Regions from separate parts of the Homo sapiens genome. Here region 2 is linked to region 1. A link is an interaction called in ENCODE POLR2A ChIA-PET data of the cell type or tissue named here. Cell type or tissue: HepG2. All regions are shown on one strand. Links, peaks and the distances in the headings refer to the core of each region. The heading gives the core; the rest is flanking DNA.

The links. Peaks named below come from ENCODE experiments on the same cell type or tissue, not always from the same donor. Only the 100,000 strongest peaks of a DNase experiment are listed, where the experiment ranks them.
Region 2: POLR2A ChIA-PET joins it to region 1 with 12 read pairs; 2 of 35 experiments call an interaction of 5 or more read pairs at or near these places.

Annotation. Positions count from the first base shown.
Region 1 is chr5:60,411,600-60,422,771 of GRCh38, reverse strand. It overlaps a transcript of PDE4D not described here. Among named protein-coding and RNA genes, the nearest start is that of PART1, 71 kb to the left of the region's middle. RefSeq lists enhancers at 6,124-6,233, 7,233-7,891. In HepG2, for the core only: no CTCF peak of the experiment used is centred there; a DNase peak (open chromatin) is centred at 4,871.
Region 2 is chr5:60,481,949-60,493,120 of GRCh38, reverse strand. It overlaps PART1 (prostate androgen-regulated transcript 1), which reads right to left and starts at 5,408. Exons shown (of 4, transcript NR_024617.1): 1 at 4,698-5,408. It also overlaps a transcript of PDE4D not described here. In HepG2, for the core only: no CTCF peak of the experiment used is centred there; DNase peaks (open chromatin) are centred at 3,040, 5,020 and 5,450; H3K4me3 peaks cover 4,202 bases.

The sequences.
Region 1 (11,172 bases), core at 2,418-7,417:
GTCTTGACTCTTTATCCAATTTGCCAGTCTGTGTCTTTTAATTGGAGCATTTAGCCCATTTACATTTAAGGTTAATATTGTTATGTGTGAATTTGATCCTGTCATTATGATGTTAGCTGGTTATTTTGCCCATTAGTTGATGCAGTTTCTTCATGGTGTCGATGGTCTTTACAATTTGGCATGTTTTTGCAGTGGCTGGTACCAGTTGTTCCTTTCCATGTTTAGTGCTTCCCTCAGGAGCTCTTTTAGGGCAGGCCTTGTGGTGACAAAATCTCTCAGCATTTGCTTGTCTGTAAAGGATTTTATTTCTCCTTCACTTACAAAGCTTAGTTTGGCTGGATATGAAATTCTGGGTTGAAAATTTTTTTCTTTAAGAATGTCGAATATTGGCCCCCACTCTTTTCTGTCTTATAAGGTTTCTGCTGAGAGAGCTGCTGTTTGTCTGATGGGCTTCCCTTTGTGGACAACCCGACCTTTCTCTCTGGCTGCCCTTAACATTTTTTCCTTCATTTCAACCTTGGTGAATCTGAAAATTATGTGTCTTGGGGTTGCTCTTCTTGAGGAGTATCTTTGTGATGTTCTCTGTATTTCCTGAATTTGAATGTTGGCCTGCCTTGCTAGTTTGGGGAAGTTCTTGTGGATAATATCCTCCAGAGTGTTTTCCAACTTGGTTCCATTCTCCCCGTCACTTTCAGGTACATCAATCAGACGTAGATTTGGTCTTTTCACATAGTCCCATATTTCTTGGAGGCTTTGTTTGTTTCTTTTTACTCTTTTTTCTCTAAACTTGTCTTCTTGCTTTATTTCATTCATTTGATCTTCAGTCAGTGATATCCTTTCTTCGACTTGATCTAACAGGCTATTGAAGCTTGTGCATGCATCACGAAGTTCTCGTGCCGTGGTTTTCAGCTCCATCAGGTCATTTAAAGTCTTCTCTACACTGTTTATTCTAATTTGCCATTCGTCCAACATTTTTTAAAGATTTTCAGCTTCCTTCAATGGGTTAGAACATGCCCCTTTAGCTTGGAGAAGTTTGTTATTACCATCCTTCTGAAGCCTACTTCTGTCAACTTGTCAAAGTCATTCTCCGTCCAGCTTTGTTCCATAGCTCGTGAGGAGCTGTGATCCTTTGGAAGAGAAGAGGCACTCTGGTTTTTAGAATTTTTAAATTTTCTGCACTGGTTTCTCTCCATCTTTTTGGTTTTATCAACCTTTGGTCTTTCATGTTGGTGACCTACAGATGGGGTTTTGGTGTGGATGTCCTTTTTGTTGATGTTGATGCTATTCCTTTCTGTTTGTTAGTTTTCCTCCTAACAGTCAGGTCCCTCAGCTGCAGGTCTGTTGGATTTTGCTGGAGGTCCACTCCAGATCCTATTTGCCTGGGTATCACCAGTGGAGGCTGCAGAACAGCAAATATTGCTGCCTGATCCTTCCTCCATAAGCTTCGTGCTAGAGGGGCACCTGCCTGTGTGAGATGTCTGTCAGCCCCTACTGGGAGGTGTCTCCCAGTTAAGCTATGTGGGGGTCAGGGACCCACTTGAGGAGGCAGTCTGTCCGTTCTCAAAGCTCAAACGCCATGCTGGGAGAACCACTGCTCTCTTCAGAGCTGTCAGACAGGGATGTTTAAGTCTGCAGAAGCTTCTGCTGCCTTTTGTTCAGCTATGCCCTGCCCACAGAGGTGGAGTCTATAGAGGCAGTAGGCTTTGCTGAGCTGTGGTGGGCTCTGCCCAGTTCCAGCTTCCTGGCCACTTTGTTTACCTACTTAAGCCTCAGCAATGGTGAACACCCCTCCCCCCACCAGGCTGCTGCCTCGCAGGTCAATCTCAGATTGCTCTGCTAGCAATGAGCAAGTCTCCATGGGTGTGGGACCTGCTAAGCCAGGCACAGGAGAGAATCTCCTGGTCTGCTGGTTGCTAAGACAGTGGGAAAAGCGCAGTATTTGGGCGGGAGTGTCCTGTTTGTCATGGCTTCCCTTTGCTAGAAAAGGGAAATCCCCCAACCCCTTGCACTTCCCAGGTGAGGCGATGCCCCACCCTGCGCTGGCTCCCGCTCCATGGGCTGCACCCACTGTCCAATCAGTCCCAATGAGATGAACCAAGTACCTCAGTTGGAAATGCAGAAATCACCCATCTTCTGCATCGATGACGCTGGGAGGTGCAGACTGGAGTTGTTCCTATTTGGCCATCTTGGAATGGAGATCTTATTTCTTTATCTGGTGATTTTTTATTGCATACTGGACATTTTGGACAATGTGTTATCATGCCTCTGGATTGTGTTATTTTCTTCTGAAGAATTTTGCTTGTTATCTTAGCATGCTGTTCAATTGGCTGATCACGTTGAACATGTTTAAGCATGGTTTTAGGCTTTGTTAGTCCAAATCTTTGAGAAATCCCAGGTGCTTTCCCAACCTATTCAACCTGGCAGTATTCAGTGTTGATAGAGGATGTTTTTCTTGATGATAGGCTTTGTTTTAGACTTTACTGGAGTCATAGGACTTACTTTAGGACATAGTCTTTACTTGTAGAGAGGTACCAACTTTCTGTTTCTCAGGTAGATCCCAGGGGTGTCAAAGTAGTATTTATTTATGAGCTCTCTCAAACCCATAGGACCTGAACTGCAATGATGTCTAGTACTATTCTTCTTCCAGCATTACTTGACCTCCACTATTTCTGTTCTCTCAACCTGATAACATTTTCTCTCTGTTAAGCCTCCAGTATTCTCACTCTGCAAATGTATGGTGGTGATCTCAGTCACAGATTTGTCCCATGTCTGGGACAAATCTCTGCAAAACTTCTGAGACTTCTCTGTGTTAAAGTCTTTACTCTCTAAGACTCTGCTTTATAGATGCCAGCCATGCCAGCTGCCTCAGACTCCAGCTCTTTTTGTCATGTTTAGGAAAATATCCTTATTCACAGAGGTGGACATTCGTGGGCAGAGGGATTTCAGTTCTGGATTGGCTTGTTAGCCACTGTTTGAAAACGGTTGCCTCATATATTTTACTTAGTTTTGTAAGTATTTTCTGTGAGACAGATAATCTGTTACTAGTTACTCTATCATAGCTGGAAGCAGAAATATATAGGTATCAATTTGATTTGCAATTGTTTCTAGTTTACAATGCATTCTGCCTATCTTAAAAAATTTGTAATTCTAATCATTTTATTTTTGATCAGGGAATGTATTTATTGATTCACATGAATAAAATTCAAAGGCTATAGAAGAATATGTAGCAAAAAATCTCTCTTCTAATCTAGTAGCCTAATTCTTCTCCTCAGAGGTGATAGATATTACCAGTTCTTTTTGTTCCCTTTCAGACATATTTTAGATATATATGAAATCCTCTCCCTCTTCTTATTTTCCTCACATAAATGATAGCATGATGTGCATACTTTATATTTTTTTGTGTTTTGTCTTTTTTCTACTTAATGACATATCTTGGAGGCTATACATATTAATATATAAAGAATTTCTACATTCTTTTTTGGGCTACATGATACTCAGTTTTATGAAATACCATGAATTATCTCACCAGATTCCTATTTTTACTCATACTTTTTGGTTATTATAAACAATGCTTCATGAACTACTTTGGGTAAACCATTTGGTATATGCCAGTATATCTGTAGGATACATTCATAAAAGTGCAATTGCTACCTGAAAATGTATGCACATTTGTTACTTAGTTAAATGTTGCCAAATTTCCCTCCAGCAGCTGTGTTAGTGGCTGTAGCCTCGTTAAAAATGTATGGGAGGAATGCTGACTTTTTTGTTTTACCTGCAGTATCCATTTTCTCCATGGTACATCTACAAAATTGGCTTCTATTTTTTATTCTTATGTTTATCTTAATCTTTTAATAATCTTTCCCTGATTAACTTACAAGTTTCTTGTTATAACAAATAAGGGGGCTAAGGGGGAGGGGGATGGTTAATGAGGAAAAAATAGAAAGAATGAATAAGACCTACTATTTGATAGCACAACAGGGTGACTAGAGTTAGTAACTTATTTCTACAATTAAAAATAACCGAGAGTGTAACTGGATTGTTTGTAACACAAGTGATAAATGCTTGAGGGAATGGATACTCCATTCTCTATGATGTGATTATTTCACATTGCATGTCTCTGTGTAAACATCTCATGTACCCCATAAATATATTATACCTACTATGTACCCAGAACAATTAAAAATAAAAAAATTTAAAGTACAAAAAAAGACAAAAAGAGTCACACAGAAAATAAAGGAAAATAGTCTATAGAAGGATAAAAAACAAAACAAAAAAACAAATAAGATAAGCAGCAGCGATTTATATAAATTAGAGTTATTATTATTACTGTGGTTGCTGTGGTTGATTTTCCTAATATTCCAGGGCACGAATCAGCTGATAATATCCATTTTAAAAGTGCAATTTTATTTCCATTTTAGTCAGTCTGATTTTCAAATTATTCTCCCCTTTTTGTGCTTTAAAAATAGGGATATAACATATGCTAGCCTGTTCCCAATTTGAACTCGTGTCTTTCAAATGCACAGTCTAACTTTATTAATTCTGTATGGAATCATGTCCTGTGAGCTTTCTAGCTTTTCTTTCTTTCTTGTTTTTTTTCCCTTTACCTCACTTGCTCTTCTGAATTTGAGGAGCTAAAGATATTTGTGACAAGACTTAGCTACTCAATGAACATTCCGAATCAATGTTTTCCTGTGGAAACAGTGACTCTGATGGAATCTTCTCCACTTCCTGGAACATTAAATTGTCACTAGGTAATTCAGGAGTCTCTTTTTCAGGTTCTTGTCTGCAGTATACTGAAAAGTGAATTGTGAACTCATTGTTATGAAATTTGGAAGTGTTTATCTTTAATGTTAGCTTAGAGTGTTTTTTTTTTCCCTCTCTCTTGCATTCCCTTTAAACCCTGACCATTTAAACATTATAGACAAGGACATTTCTCATGTGTTTGTCTTTCTCTAAATCTGTTAGTACTTTAAACTGTGTGGTCCCAACACGATGTTGTACTATACTTGTGGAATCAACACTCAAAAGAGCCCATTCAGAAGAGTTTTTTTTCTTCTTCTTGGTAACTGCTTTCTAAAAAAAATTCTTCTTTATATTCTAAAGCTCTAAGCCCCCAAGCCCCATCCTCCCATGTTGAGATTCCTGTTGCCACCTGCCTTTGACTCTTCTATGTCCTCCTGTCAAATACCCTTCCTGGCCTATTGTTCCAACTTATTATAAAACACTGTAACTGAATGGCTTGAAAAGATGTTGCGAATGTAGTTGATTTTTCCTCTGAGAAACAAGTGTGTTAGCTTCTTTGGAGAATGTATTAACTGGTACTACTGGCACTACTAAGCTCTAGGCTTAGAACTGTGTGAGGGAAACAAAAAACAGAACAAAGATATGCAGAAGTCTGGTTTTTGCCCTCCAGGAGTGCAATGGTTGTGAGTGTAGGATCTGAACTCAAGCAGACAGATGTAGGCTGGATGATCTTGGGTGAGGTACACTAAATCTCAGTTCTCTCATCCGTGATACAATTGTACTCATCTCACAGATTAAACAAGATAAATCTGTGGGGAGAATCCGCCCCAGAATTGAGAGAGGCTGTTCTCTGGGCACACTTGCTTTATGTGGTCTTTTCAATTGCTGTCAATCAGTTTTTAAAATCTGGTTGCCCAAACACCATTGTGGCTATTACCATGACTACTTCATGTTCTGGCTGTTCTGGCAGTACAAATGAGTCTGGACATCTACTTCAGGTAAATTGGATGTTTGATTAATTAATAACCATGTAGGCCATTTGTAGATGGAATCGCACAGTGTGATTAGTCATGGTAGCATGAAGACTTTAACAGGCCAATCCCTACATCTCAATGGCTTTATATATTACATATTTATTTCTTGTTCGTATCACATTACAATGTGGATTGGGGGTAAAGTGGGACACAGCATGTTCCACAAAGTTATTCAGATTCCCAAGCTGTTTTTACCTAGTTCATTATCCTCTAAAGCCCCAGAGTCTTGGATATTAATTTCTCTGAAGGAAGAGTGTATGATAGTGTGTCCAGAATTGGTGGGCTCTTGGTCTCACTGACTTCAAGAATGAAGCCGCGGACGCTCATGGTGAGTGTTACAGTTCTTAAAGGCAGTGTGTCCAGAGTTTGTTCCTTCTGATGTTCGGATGTGTTCGGAGTTTCCTCCTTCTGGTGGGTTCGTGGTCTTGCTGGCTCAGGAGTGAAGCTGCAGACCTTCGCGGTGAGTGTTACAGCTCTTAAGTCAGGGTGTCTGGAGTTGTTCGTTCCTCCCAGTGGGTTTGTGGTCTCGCTGGCTTCCGGAGTGAAGCTGCAGACCTTTGCAGTGAGTGTTACAGCTCATAAAGACAGTGTGGACCCAAAGAGTGAGCAGCAGCAAGATTTATTGCAAAGAGTGAAAAAACAAAGCTTCTACAGTGTGGAAGGGGACCCCAGCAGGTTGCCACTGGTGGCTCAGGCAGCCTGCTTTTATTCTCTTATCTGGCCCCACCCACATCCTGCTGATTGGTCCATTTTACAGAGAGCTGATTGGTCTGTTTTACAGAGAGCTGATTGGTCTGTTTTGACAGTGTGCTGATTGGTGCATTTACAATCCTTGAGCTAGACACAAAAGTTCTCCATGTCCACACTAGATTAGCTAGATACAGAGTGTCGATTGGTGTATTTACAAACCCTGAGCTAGACACAGAGTGCTGATTGGTGCATTTACAAACCTTGGGCTAGATACAGAGTGCTGATTGGTGCATTCACAAACCCTGAGATAGACACAGGGTGCTGATTGGTGTGTTTACAAACCTTGAGCTACATACAGAGTGCTGATTGGTGCATTTACAATCCCTTAGCTAGACATAAAGATTCTCCAAGTCCCCACCAGACTCAGGAGCCCAGATGGCTTCACCCAGTGGGTCCCGCACCGGGCGGCAGGTGGAGATTCCTGCCAGTCCCGCGCCCTACGCCTGCACTCCTCAGCCCTTTGGCAGTGGATGGGACTGGGCGCCCTGGAGCAGGGGGCAGCGCTTGTCAGGGAGGCTCGGGCTGCACAGGAGCCCATGGTGGGGGTGTGGGGAGACTCAGGCGTGGCCGCACTGCAGGTCCCGAGCCCTGCCCCGTGGGGAGGCAACTAAGGCCTGGTGAGAAATTGAGTGCAGCAGCTGCTGGCCCAGGTGCTAAGCCCCTCACTGCCCGGGGTGGCGGGGCCGGCCTGCCGCTCCCAGTGCGGGCCCACCAAGCCCACGCCCACCGGAACTCGCACTGGCCTTCAAGTGCCTGCCGCGCAGCCCCGGTTCCCGCCTGCACCTCTCCCTCCACACCTCCCCGCAAGCTGAGGGCGCCGGCTCCGGCCTTGGCCAGCCGAGAAAGGGGCTCCCACAGTGCAGGGGAGGGCTGAAGGGCTCCTCAAGCACGGCCAGAGTGGGCGCCAAGGCCAAGGAGGCGCTGAGAGCCAGCAAGGGCTGTGAGGGCTGTCAGCATGCTGTCACCTCTTAATAGGTGGTTTGGAGGTTTTAGGAACCAGGTCTGGATGGGGTACATATGACTTACATTCACATTCTATTGGCTAGAACTTGTCTCATAGCCTGATCAGATGCAGAGGGTCTAGGAAATAGGTGCTGAAAGAAGGGAACCCATGCACATTAATGAGTACCATTGATTGCTCCCTTTCAGTGGCACTTTAAAGGTTTGGACTTCCAGTTGTCTCACCCAGGTTGAGTGCAACCACTTAGGCATTCCTACCATGTGACAAGGTACTGGCATCTAGCTTGATGTGGGTCTGCCCAATGGCAAATGATTACCCTAAGACTCAAATTTCATTTCCCTTCTTCCTGTGTCTTAACCAAGGAGAGATTTTAAAACGTATACCAGAGACGAAGAGGCACTTTGAATTTGTCCGGGTAGGTGCTTCTTGGTTTGGGGATGTTATGACCTTAGATAGGTAAGTGAAGGCTGTCATGTGGAATGACTCCCAGATTTAATGTAATTCCATTACAAGTAGGTTTACATAAGAGGCACAACTTTGTTTCTTGGTTATTCCTTATTACCATATTTATAACACTTAAAAGAAAGAGTTCAGAAAATAGCTAGGATTGGTTTACTCCAGATACCTGGAGTGTTAACCAGCAAACTGCTTTGTAGCCTTGTGTGTACCAACAGAAGTAGGTTGCATATTCTGTCTTTTCTTTCTCCTTGAAAGCAATACTTTGCTGATCTTTAACTTATATATGTCCCTTGGAATGATGCCAGGGAGAATTTTTATAATAGGTCCAAATTATAGTTGCCTGTCTTTGTGTGTGTATGTATATTTAACTTTTTAATTTGATTTTATTTTTAAGTAGCTTTATCTCTGGATGGGCAATGCATATCTTAATAGTGTGATCAAAAACAGTTAAGATAAAAAATCTTAATAGAGTTTTATGACCCATAAAAATACTCAATAATATCAATTTTTGTTTTTATGACTATTATTTGCATTCTCTAGGGAGGCAGATTAACACATAAAAACTACCTAAAGAATATAAAAACAATGTATGGATAATATGGCAGAAATGGTATATAATTGGTATAAAGTACAAAACCAAGGACTGCTAGTGCACAGAAGCTTTGGTTTGTTTATTTGAGGAGATTCGTCTTAGCATCGGCCCTACTGTGTATGACAGACAAGGACTGTTATCACAGCATGTACTAAGGAATACATGACCCCTTCTGCTTACCTTCGAAAGGGGAGAAATTGTATCTGTCGAGAAACTTGGTGGAACAAACAGAAGTGCATGCAATTAATTGTAAGACATAGGGCATCGGTTCTGTTTTCTATTTTAGAACTGTAAAAAGTTTGACAAAGTGAACCTGAACTCTGATAAAGCAGCAAGAAAAATCTGGAAGTGTTCTTTGGGTTAGGAGATGCTTATAACTGGTTGGATGGAAATAGTAGTTACATTAAGATTATTTGTTACTTTGGGATCTGATGCAGGGCTGAAACAACCCAATGTAAGTCAATGATACTTTCACCAGATTGAAGTTTCTAAGCTGTTTTTCCAAAAAAAAAAAAAATAAACGAAAAAAGAAATTCAAAATTAAAACAAACCACTCCCAAATTCTCTTACATCCATGGCATTCTGAATTTATAAGGATAGGCTTTGGCCCTTTTAGAATCTGGTTTTATGAAGGTGGAAGGAATGACAAGGCTTAGTGCAAAATATTAAAAGTACCTTATGCCCTTTTACCAAGTGTGCACCACTGCGTTCCTGAGTCTGTGTAGTCTTCCCATCTATTTCTCCTTTCGTTTCTTCCTCCTTCTCCTTCCTCCTTCCTCCTCTCATCTTCAGAAAATGAAAGGCTCTGGAAGTCTATTGTGTGTGAGTACCTTTGGGACCAATGTAAAACATAGAGCAATATGCATGCAAGGGATGCTTCTCCTTCAGATTGGAAAAAAAGTGGATTTAAATGAAAACAGACCTGACAATATACCTTTTTCTGCCTATAGGTTTGATGAGGTAATGTTATAAAGTATATTGCTCTCTAAAAATCCTGAGGGTTTTTGAGTGAATGATGTAATGAAAGTAAGCTACAGTAGTCAGTAGGAATATAATCTAGGAAGTATGTCCTGGGATAAATAAAACTGTTGATAGCATGAACGTTATGTGCTTGTGAGCTCAGCTAGTGAGGGGATGAAGGAGCTTGCATTTATTAAATAGCTTAGTTAAATGAATTATACATATATTCCATGACTTCAACTATATAATGTTGTAGTTAAAGTCATCATTTTAGAATCAGACTGAAGTGGATCTAAATCCTGGTATTATGACTTAATATTCACCTAGTCATTAGCAAATGACTCCACCTCTAGCCTAGCCTTAGTTTCCTTATCTATAAAAAGTATTTGATTAAAACCTACCTTAAGGATTTGTTGTAAGGGTTATAGGAAATAATGCTATAGGCTTTGGCAAATAAAAAACAATCAGCTGGCTGTTATTACCTTACAGTGGTTACATATTTTTAAATAACCAAAATAATTGACATAAAATTAACAGAAAAACTTAACAAAATGATTTAGTAAATAACTTAAGATCTTGGAGTGCCTCATAGTCATCATTGGAAACATAAGGAGTATTGTACTTTTCTAGAACCAATAACATAATTCTGGGTGATGGAATCCTTTTGCTATAAGTATCTATGTGAATACACAAAACATGCAGGGTTTGAACTAAGCATCGAAGAACGAGGATGATTTGAGAAAAAGTTCTGTCTCCTTGGGAATAATACAAATCAGTGATCCAGACATGCAGAAAAAAGACAAAAACAAGGTGGAATGTGGTAGAATACTACACTAAATTATTTGAGACTGCCCAAATACCTCCAGATGGAGTAAGGCTCTCTAAAAAGATATTGACTGGTTTTTCTATCTCTTCTGGATTGCTCTTTCAAGTGAATGTGTAAATATGTCTATAAAAACGATGCAGTGTTGGGTAACGGCAACAAAATTATTGGTCTCAGTCTCCCTTGGCTGTTTTTTCCCCTAATTTCTTTGTGTTTTAGTTGATCTACTTGCAAGATGGAATAGTGGAGATAACATTTTCCTAGTGTTCTTTTGAAGACACGTATAATTGTAGTCCTATTGTCCTGAGACTGAATGTACAGATGAACCCAGCCATGAATGGAGAAAACCTCAAGAAAAGTGAAAGAAACAAAAACAAGCCAACAGCTCCTTCACTGGGATAAAAACCCTCAGCTAAAAAGAGATAGTTACTCTAAGAATTGTACTGTTTTATTAAGTTAGTGACTTAAAATATTAATCTTTTTGAATATAATTTGGCATGGGGAATCTTTGGGAAGATAAAGATTGTGGTCAATATAACACCTATCTAGCCACCTTTTTTGCGGGTGGTTGGGTCAGTAGCAGTGGAACAAACTAGTATGTAAATTGAGATTTCTAGGAAAGGTGGAAAATATCTGGGGAACACCATTGGATCATAGCTTAGTTATTGCAGCAATAAGAAAAATATATTTCTAACTTTAGGGTTAATTTCACTCACGTTTTCCTTCATTTAGATCTGGTTTTTAATCCCTGATTTAGAGCCGATCTTTTAAATTGTCATTTTACTTTTTTAGAGCTAAATGGTTTGAATTGGACTTAAATATTCGGAAATAATGTTAAAATGTGAAATTC
Region 2 (11,172 bases), core at 2,570-7,569, 70 kb before region 1:
AGGGCAGGGTTAAAAGTGTCAATTGAGAACCAGGCAAAAAACTGATGATTAATAGTGACCAACACACTTCACTGTGCTGTTATCTTAGAGGCCTTAAGGCAAAATCTTACTTACAAATATTAGTTGAAATGCAATATGTGATGTTAGTAGACACATTTCACCACATCTGGCAGTTCATTAATTCACCTTCATTTTTTTTTTCTTTTCTTCTTTTTTTTAATCTTTTTTTTTTATACTTTAAGTACTAGGGTACATGTGCACAATGTGCAGATTTGTTACATAGGCATACATGTGCCATGTTGGTTTGCTGCACCCATCAACTCGTCATTTATATTAGGTATTTCTCCTAATGCTATCCCTCCCTCAGCCCCCTACCCACTGACAGGCCCTCGTGTGTGATGTTCCCTGCCCTGTGTCCAAGTGTTCTCATTGTTCAGTTCCCACCTATGAGTGAGAACATGCGGTGTTTGGTTTTCTGTCCTTGTGATAGTTTGCTGAGAATGATGGTTTCCAGCTTCATCCATCTCCCTGCAAAGGACATGATCTCATCCTTTTTTATGGCTGCATAGTATTCCATGGAATTCACCTTCATTTTCAATATTGTGTATATTTATTGCAGTGAGCTTAATCCTAATAAAAACAATTTTATTTCTATTTATTTATGTTTTTTCAATTTTTTCTTTGAGACAGGATCTCACTCTGTCACTGAGGCTGGAGTGCAATAGCACAACCATAGCTCACTGCAGCCTCCAACTCCTGGACTTAAGTGATCCTCCCACCTTGGCCTCCCAAGTAGCTGGGACTACAGGTGTGTGCTACCATGCCCAGCTATTTATTTATTTGTTTCTCTTTTTTGCAGAGATGGGGTCTTGCTGTGTTGCTCAGGGTGGTCTCAAACTCCTGGATTCAAGTGATCCTTGGCCTTCTAAAGGGCTGGGATTACTAAAGGGGCGAGCCACCATTTCTAGCTGACAATTTTCTTTTTTTTTTTTTTTTAATTATACTTTAAGTTTTAGGGTACATGTGCACATTGTGCAGGTTAGTTACATATGTATACATGTGCCATGCTGGTGCGCTGCACCCACTAACGCGTCATCTAGCATTAGGTATATCTCCCAATGCTATCCCTCCCGACAATTTTCTTTTAATGAGCAGTCACCATATAATAGGCTCAGTTCTAAGCATGTATTTGCCCATTTAATCTTCACACCAGCCTAGGAGGTAGTTACTGTGTGTGGCACCCTTTTATATAGGAGGAAACTGAGGCATAATGCTGTTAAGTAGCTTGCTCAGGGTCTAACAATTAAGAGTCAGAGCTGGGATGTGAACCCAGGTGGCCTGACTCCAGAGTTTCTACCAACCACCATGTTATACTGCTTTACATGTTTAAAGCAAAGATATGGTTTTAGCATCAAATATTAAGAATGCACTCCCCACATTTTTCTTATTAAATGTAATTGCCAGTTTTTGTATATGTCATTGTCCTAATGCTTTCGAGAAACTTAGACAAAGAGCAAGACCACAGATAAATGGATCCTTCTGTTCAGGTCTCATTACCTAGAAGAGTTTTGACTGCAATATATGAGTACTAAAAGTTGATGGTTTATGCTAATTTTAAGTGTAATATATTTTAGAATTTTGTCACATGCATTATTAATATGATTTCATATTCATGGCCTTAGGAAGATTAATTTAAACAATAACAACAAGAACAACAACAACAACAAAATACAACAAAAAATTTCCCCCATGTGCCAAGAGCAAATTTTGAGGTCCATTTATCCAGATAAAGTGTTTTGTTATCTGAACCAAGAACATGAACTTTATCTTTATAGTGACCACAGACTCCCATCTCTAGTATCATGATTTTTAATTTGAATTAAAGCATTTTTTTTTGCTTTGTTAAGATGAGGCAGGCCTTCTTGCTGACATTTTAAAAAGCAACTATTTTTCTTTCAGTTTACACTATGAGGCATTGGCTCCAACTGTCAGCATTGAAACTGTCAGCAGTTCCCTACCAGGAAACTGGTTCCAAGGTCTAGGGTTTCCTTAGGTAGAGGCTGGCACTGTGAAAATAATGGGGCTCTTTATCCATGTCACCTGGAATGGAGTTAATACCCTGCCAGTCTTAGTTGATTTGACATACTAACAGGATGGGTCTGAACGTTTTCTATAGTTTACTCATGAGTGACTTTCTTTGGCTTACGTAAATGGCAAGGCCAGACAAATTAGCTTATGGACCTAGCAATCATTCTTGGCCCAGATTTTGAGACACTTTTCAATCAACCATAGTTGCTCTAATACCTGAGATTTGCTGACAGTGCTTGGTTCAGAAAAAGGTTCAGTTTCCTGAGCAATTTTTCTTTTATTGGGATCATCTTAATTCTTGTTTGCGGGGTTAAGATGAAGGAAATATGAGCAAGGACTGCACTCAGCTATTTGGGTGACCCTTGTATACCATGAGCTTCTTAGATAGGGCCTGATGTGATCACCAGAAAACATTAATTGATCGTGATGACAGGAGATAGTCTCTCTAGCCAGAACCTGCTAATACAAGTCCTGATGAATTGAGAATGATGCCTGAAGGAAGCAGACTGACGTGGTGCATTAGTAATTTTAGGCAAAAGAAGATAATGGTACTAGTATGTATATTTTTTAGTTTCCTTTTCCATTGCTTTGTTTTGCACAGGCTGAAGAAAATAAATGTAAACAGCATATTATGGTGGCTCAGGGTGGATAATAATGGGACATCACTTCCTTTGTTTCAGTGTGAGGTTGCCCCTGCTATGTGACAGCTCCAAGGACTAAAGATTTCAATCCCCAGAAAAATGTCGAGTCCCAGTAACATGTTTCAGGTTATCATGATTATTATGATTATAGGAGGGGAAGAGCAGTGCTGGTCTTTTAGAAAGTTCTCATCATGAATGTGTTCTGGAGTGAACATCACTTACTAACAGATGAGCAGCTTGAAGTTGAGTCAAACAAAACTTTTAGTGTTTGTAAGGGTCAGGGAGCCAGGGGACAGTCTGTAACTCAGTTGTATATTGACACAGAGAATGTACAAAAGCTGTGAAAGCTTCCACTTGAATGACTGCGGATGGTTGCTGGTGACGGTCTTGGACAGTAAGGGTTTTCTTCGGAGTTGTAGGAGGTGAAGTCTTCCTATGGGAAATTTCTGGACAAAAATACAAATGAAATGACTTGCAGGCCTCAGTTTAGAGTATTGTTGGCTTTGTCTGTCAACAAATGGAGATTTGAACATGGGAGTTCAAGGGGATTTTAATGAAATTTTATTAAGGAGATGAGAAGCAGGGAGTCTGTGTTGAAAATTCAATAAAGGGCTTGTTTTCCATCTCAGCCTGGATAATCTATGTTATCTCTGAGTAAAGGGGGTAACAATTCTAACAACCTGGCTTCCTTAGAAGTTTCCATTCTCATATAGTCACCGAAGGCAGCAGCACTGTCAAATAAACAAAGGTTTAATTAAATAAAAACTATTTAAACAGAGCAGAAATATTCTTCCCTGGCTAGTCACAGATTGGACAATTCAAAGAACAAACCCTGGGGGGAAATTGCCAATGGATTACTTTTTCTGTTTTCTGTCTATTGCAACGTTTTTCTTTCTGGTGTCAAATCTCAAGTTGAATTCAGTCAATTATCTACAGCCAAAAAAAGTGCATAAATGTCTCTTCTGTTACTGTTTATATGTCACCACTAAATAAAGCAAAATTTTCTTCTCAGCTTCTTGCCTTAGGATTTTATAAGTCCAACAAAACAAATAAAATATTATGTATATTCTATCGTCACTATGAAAGCATAAGGATTGATTTAGTTATGTACAAGTTTATTGCCAAAGTTTTTCTTCGTTGCTAATGTTACACTTGCTACAAAATGTATTAAAGAAACAGACAATTTGCTAAGGATTTGGAAGGATTTGTCATTGGGTTAAGTACATTAAGTATCTAAGGGGTGTGGTGTTCTGGTTATGTGTATGTCAGTTTCACATATTTTTTTGCTTTCTTATTTTAGTTGCCTCTATAATCATTTTGACTTTAAAATGTTTTCTGCAGATCCTTTAATAACTGCAAATGTAGAAGTATGGTGTAACAAGTAATTGGTATGACTAACACTAAAATGTAATGGGAAATAAGGATACTATTGTAAAGAAAACAAGAAAAACCTGGGGTAGGGGAGCAGTATTGATTCTCTCTTAGGATTCCTAAGATTCTCTGTCCCAACCCTTCTACCATGGAACATTCTTATGTGGTCTAAGTGTCAAAGACCAGAGGAACTGGGCAGTAACTTATCTTCTCAATTTTCTCTCTGAACATAGATATTTTCTTTAAGATACGAAAAACTTTTAATTGTGCTCCTGAAACCCATCCCTGTCCTGTCTCAGCCCCGTTGACTCTTCTTTCTGTGGGTGGGTGAAAAGCCTACCCATCTGCAAAGGTAGCTCTGAAACTGTTCTGGAAAATCCTGTATTTTCCTCCACAAATGATCGTTTTAGTTTCAAGTTTATTTCAGGTACATTAATTCTCCCCCTCCTCAGACTTCATAACAAATGATCCTGCACACGATTAGAATAGGAAAATGTAAAATAAAATCGAAGCATATCTAGTTGCCTCAGCGACTTTATGCTTATCACTTTCAGTCTGCATTATTCTACTAAAAATAAAAAGAAAGATGAAAATTACCTCAGGCGTTTGCTGCCGTGCCTGCCCTTTGGTTTCTGGGACGGCTCGGGTCCCGTAGCGCCGGCACAGCTGAGATTGCCAAGCCGGGAAGAGACCTTGCTCCAGGTGTAGCTGCGTTTTCCCCAGATCACCTGTCCTTTTCCCCTCCGACAAGGAAGCTGTGATTTTTCTCTGGCCTTTAGAGGCAAAGTGATTCCAGATAAGTAGATTAATGTGTAGAATATCTCATCTGTGTTGTTCCAGTGCAGCCCTTTCAGCTTTCCAGAGCCAGTTAGACTTGTTATGAGGAGCTAAGTGATTGGCTGGCTCTGGAGCTCAGTTTCATAGATTATAGCCCAGCGTACGAGAAGCACGAGTCCTATAGTTGGCGTACCCTGAGGCCTGCCAGTTCCTGCCTTAATGCATATGTAGTCGTAATTGAGTTCTGACACGGCCTTGGATGTTTCTGTCCTAAATAGCTGACATTGCATCTTCAAGACTGTGTGAGTAATCCTGATATTTTTTTTTTAAGCTCAGTAAATTAATTACATGCCCTGGGAGGGAGTGATTGTAAGTAGAAAATACTGAACTAGCAGATGATTCGTTTTTAAGGTGCTATACTATGTGTATCAAGTTCAAGACGATGAATCTTAAAGCTTCTAAGAACTGGCAGGGTTATTCCAGCTTTGTGCCATGAATCACAGTCAAGCTGCATTTTGAAGGAGGCTGTTTGATGCATTTGCTAGCTCTGTTTGTTTTATGGGGTCAGTAAAGTGGCAGAGGTCCAACAGGAGCAGGTTAAAGCAGGATGCTGGGATCAAAGCTTAGAGAGCACTTGAGTCAGGCAAGTTTTAAGTTTTCCCACCCCCAAGCATCTCAGTCCAAAACTGAGAGCAAGCAGCAAATATTATAATAAATGCTTTGGGGACAGGGGTACACAGCAGATAGGGCACAGTAACAGGAGAAATGTAAAATGATGGCAGCAATACTTTTGTTCACTGTAATCTGCAGCCAATTGAAGACATACACTATGAATAACTAAAACATTTTTATATGAACAAAAATGCTCTTCAGTGGTTCTGTTTATGTGGTAGAGGGCTGAATGAAAAACCATGCGCTTGTTGTAAAAAAGCCTTATAAAAAGTACATTAAACACATACAGACACAACCATAACAGAAGAAAGTATGTGGATTGGAATTTGTGATTGGAGCAGATCAAATTAAGCCAGGGAAGCCGTTATTAGGTTTGTATGATTGCTGGGGGGTAACTTCTGTTGCTGACAAGGTTTAGGATAAAGCTGGAGCAGATTGAAGTGGAAAACCAGAAAACATCAGCATTTCATTACCTTCTATAGCATACACTGCAGGGTAGAATTAATACTGAGTATAGACTGGTAAATGTGAGCAGTTTACTGTTTGCTTTTAAATCATTATTGATTTCCCCTAGCCTATCATAAAAAATAATAGGGCTTTTGCCTATGAAATTAGTGCTTAGAAATATTTTTCTTCCTCCCAAATAATTTTTATACTTTTTCTCAATACAGCACAAAGGTAGGTCATTAAAAATAAAGGGGTTCCTTTTCAAGTTGCTTTTTGTCTAATTTTTCCTCTTTAGACCTGTAGATACAAATGTATGTATTTGTGCTATGTATAACTCTCAAGCATAAATCATTTGAACAGTATTTAAAATCACAGGCTCCTGTGGCAAATATAAACTTTTAATAGCTATAGTTGGCAATTACTTGCCAATTCCTATAAAAATAACATTAGTGGCTTATTTTTGATTGCACCTAAACAACTGGCATGATTTAGCCAGTAGGAGAGAAATATTAGTTGTGTTTTGCATAATTTTGTGTTTAGATCACACTGGAAATACAAAGTTTTGTTGTTAAAAATATTTTTGCTTTCTGAAATATTATCCCCTTTCAGATCACACCAATGAATGAAGTTTGTAGAAAGAAAGAAAAGTAGCCAACGTAGACTCCTTTTCTGTATCAATCAAATATATGCAAAATACATAGATTTTTAAAAATGTAATTTTAATACATTCCTTTAGAAACACATTTACTTCATGAAGAAACAGTATAATGAGTTCATTTATTGACCCAGAATAGTGAGTTGATTTATTGAGTTTCTGTAGCCATAGACACGAATAGTAATGGTTGGCTCATTCTTAGCTATACATTCCTAACTGACTGTATTAGTGGGAGAAAGGAGTGCATCTATAAAATAAATATAATCCCATCCCTCAAGGTGGTCTGGAGCCCATCTAAGAGTAAGAAGTAGTAGAGTTGAAGCTGCTTTATCTGAATCAGCTCCTGACTTCAACTCAGCTCCTCTTTTTCCTTAGGTCCATGTGGCCCACTTGGTGTAGTATTCACATCTCCTTCCACCTTTTTATGCCTTCATTGTTTACATTACCTTGCTTGGGCTCTTATTGAGATGAATCACATAAAAATGCTTAATTATCAAACATTAATCAGCTGCCTATATAATTCAGAGGATGTTTAAAACCAAGGCTCAAGGAAATTCTGGTGGGTGTATACTAGGAGTATTTACGTCTTGCATCGGTACTTTCCTCTGGGACTTCCATCACTTCAGTTCTTCCTGAGATGCCAGAGTCATATCTCTTACTTGTGAAAGAACAGAGCTTTAAGAAATGGAGTCTAGAGGTGCCAGGTGCCCAGTGGACAGTGGGCTGGGGGCAAGGCATGGTGGGGAAAGCAAAAAAAATCTCCCAAACAGCAATAGTTGATCTTTCTTCTATCCACTCCTCTCAATTTTCTAAAACCATTTTTGTCTAACTGTGGAAGTTCTTTTGCAGATAAGGTTCTGTAAAACTATGCATATCTGCCATAGACAGATGGATTTGACGAAAGATGTATCCAAAAAGGAATGTATCACATCATGAACTTGCTAAGTGTTCATGAATACACACTGGCATTTGGAGACTATTAACACTACCTACTGAAGCAAAGACATAAATCCAAATTGAAGAAAATATAATTTTTTGATTGAATTACATTTTCCAGTGGGTTTTTTTTTTTTTGGTGAATTTTGTTTTTGGAAAAATTTGCTCTTCCCTCCAACGTTTTTCCTGTGTTATATATAGGACTGATTTGATTTCTTCAGCTTGCCCAAGAATTTAATAATTCTTACTTTGTGTTTTCAAAAGAGTTGCTGTCTACCTTGAGCATGTTTTTAAAAAAGCAGAACAAAACGAATGAAACAAATGTCCCTCTTCCCACAGAAAAAGCACACCACCAAGGAGTTAAATGCCCTACATTTCTTTAAGTCCCTCCTTTTGTGGAGCTAGACACTGGTAGAAGAGGAGCTTTCATTTAATTTCAAGACAATCAGTGATTCCAACTTAACTATAACTGTGTTCCTCTAATATCTGATTTCAAGAAGCAGAACATTTTGGTGAATTAATCTTAGAGTCAACGGGACCACGCTCAGGCCATGAAACGTTTTCTAAGCCTCAGTCTCTATGTCTTTAAAATGAAAATAATGATATATGTTCTGGTATTTTACTAGATTGGTGAATATCCACATCACAATGAGAAAGTGCTTGTCAAAAGAACATTGTAATGTGTAATTTGTAATGTGCTGTACATGTACACTATTATTATGACTGTAGCTCATCACGCTAGGGTTAGGACTCTTTACTTCTAAAACATATTCCCAGTAATGGACAAAACTTTTGAAGCAAAGAAAATCTTCACTGTTTGATCCTAATGTTATGAAGGCTTTTGGACCTTACATTTGTTTAAGCTCCCATTGAAGCTCCCATTGGAGCTTCAATGCTGATCCATCTATTACTTGAGTATTAAAAATACCGATAGGTTTACTGTGATAAACGAATGTGGCATTGTATGTGAAAACATATTTAGTAAACTTCCATGTGCCATAGTCGTATAAATATTACATATTGCAACAATTATCAGTATATTAATAAAAATTCTTTGCAAATTTTCAATTTTTAAAATGGAAAGTATCAGATATATTTCTTATTGATTGGATTGACTAACTTTCTAAGCTATGTTTGCTTCCCTCAAACAGGATGAATGTTCCTGTTGGTTAAGCTTTCTTTCCACTTAGATACAGCACTAAGCCAATAGTTAGATAAGCATTCCTTCACAGCCTACATTTGGAGCTGCCAATGACGAAGTTTTAGAGGACATATTTTCCTCACAGGAAAAAGTGGGTTAGGAAATTTAGACTGACAGATGTTCTTGGGTTTTTTTTTTTTTTTTAATTCCTGTCTTGACTCTCATTATTAAATTTTGCTAAGGAAATAATTATGTAGGTTTTGAGGTGATGCTTATTCCTAGTAGTCTTTTCATCTCAGGGATGCAATGAATGGTCAAAATGACCTTCTGAATGATTTGAAAGATCAATTAGCAGTTTTGAATCCCAAATTTTTAGGTGGTTCTGCTTCAGAAAATCATTATGCTTTTTGGAATAATGTCCATAGCTGCATCCTACATTTCAGTGGTTTCAGCTCACTGCTGTTATAGTTTGATGATTTCCTAACAGCAATATTGGTTATGCTAAAGCAGTTCCCCATTTCACCTGTTGAACCCTTTTTAAAAGATAGAAGAAATTATAGAGGAATCACAATAAGTAAAACGTATTAAAATGGAGTGGATTATCTCCACTTTTATCTCACACAGCTCACCCAGAAATTCATGAGAGAACTTTCTAGGAATGAAACAATTTCATTTGTAGTAGTATTTGAAAACTGGATCTAGGGCCATTGACCTGACTTTTTTGTGCCTTTGGTGATTGGATAAGAACACTTCTTCAGTAATTTAAAACTATAGTGAAATAATGTTTTTTTTTAACTTCTCAATAGGAATTTATTTATTCAGCAAAAATCAGGAGTTAGGTGCTAGAAACACAAAGATGAACAATACATGGTTTCCTCAAGGAGCTTATAACCTACTAGACATTTATTTCATGTTGGCAGAACTTTTAGGATAATTCTCAAAGAAAAAGGGTTATTATGAGGTTGCTACTTTTCTCCTCAAAATATTTTCTATGTTAATAATGAAGGAATGACCAATCTGTAGTATATGCAAAAAGTACTGGGTAGAAATATATTAATTTTCTTGGCTGGGTGTGGTGGCTCACATCTGTGGTCCCAGCTACTTGGGATGCTGAGGTGGGAGGATCACTTAAGCCTGTCAGTTCCATGCTGCAGTTGAGTCATGATTATATCACTGCATTCCAGCCTGGGCAGGCAACAGAGTGAAACTCTGTCCCCCACCCACCCCCAGAAAAGAAACATAAAAATTTTCTTATAAAATTTTACTTTTTAGAGTCTCCAGCCTTATTTAATTCAGTTACCATATTTGACAAATAAATGGTGGAACCAAGATGTTACCAGGTTTAAGTTTCATATACAGTAGAACTGTGACAGGAACCTAGAGTACCTGGAACTAGAATCCAGATCTCTGCCCTTTCAGTTTAGGATGTACTGACAATATATATTGCTACTTAAAATTGCTAAAACAAAATTTATAAGCATCTATATATTTTGCAGCTAGGACAATTATCTACAAACATGATATTTAATGGAAGATATGGTAATAACATCTGAGATATACAATTATGTTATAAAATCTAAAATCAACAAGAAAGGAATAAAGTTGTACCATTCCAGGAAATACATTTCCAGAGCTTTAGATATCCTTATTAGATTCTACATGTTAGTTTTGGTGATGTTAACTGCCATAACATATAAAATCTGAAATCTTGTTGACTTAACTGAGAAGTTTATTTCTCACTCAATCAAAGCCTAAAGTGAGTATTCTTGATGGGCAGATTCTTCTCATTCATTCAAGCAGTGTTCTTGTGACTCCACTCTTATCACCTTGTTGTCACGACCAGCTTCCTGGTGTCTGTGCTTTGGCAAAGGAGAAAACTCATAGAAGTCTGCTCACCTTCTATTGGCCAGAGCTTGGTCACATGGCCCCATATAGTGAAAGGGAAGCTGGGGCTATAGTCCTATTTGTGTCTGGGAAGAATAAAAAGTTGGTTTGGTGATTGTCTTAGTTCAGGCTGCTGTAACAAAGTATCATCAACTGGGTGTCTTATAAACAACAGAAATTTATTTTTTTTTTACAGTTCTGGAGGCTAGAATTCTGAGATTAGTGTGCCAGCCTGGTCAGGTTCTGGTGAGGGCTGTCTTTTGGGTTGCAAGTGGCTGACTTCTCCTATTATCTTCACATGGCAGAAAGAGGGTGAGCTAGCTCTCTGGCTTCTTTTTGTAAAGGCACGAACCCCATTCCTGATGGCTCCACTCTCATGACCTAATTATCTTCCAAAGATACCATCTCCAAGCACCAACACATTGGGAATTAGATCTCAGCATATGAATTTTGGGACGATATGAACATTCAGTCCACAACAATGATCCACTAAGCTATTTCTGCCATACCTTTTTTTCTTTTCTCTTTTCTTTCCTTACTGTTCTTCAGTATGTCTATGT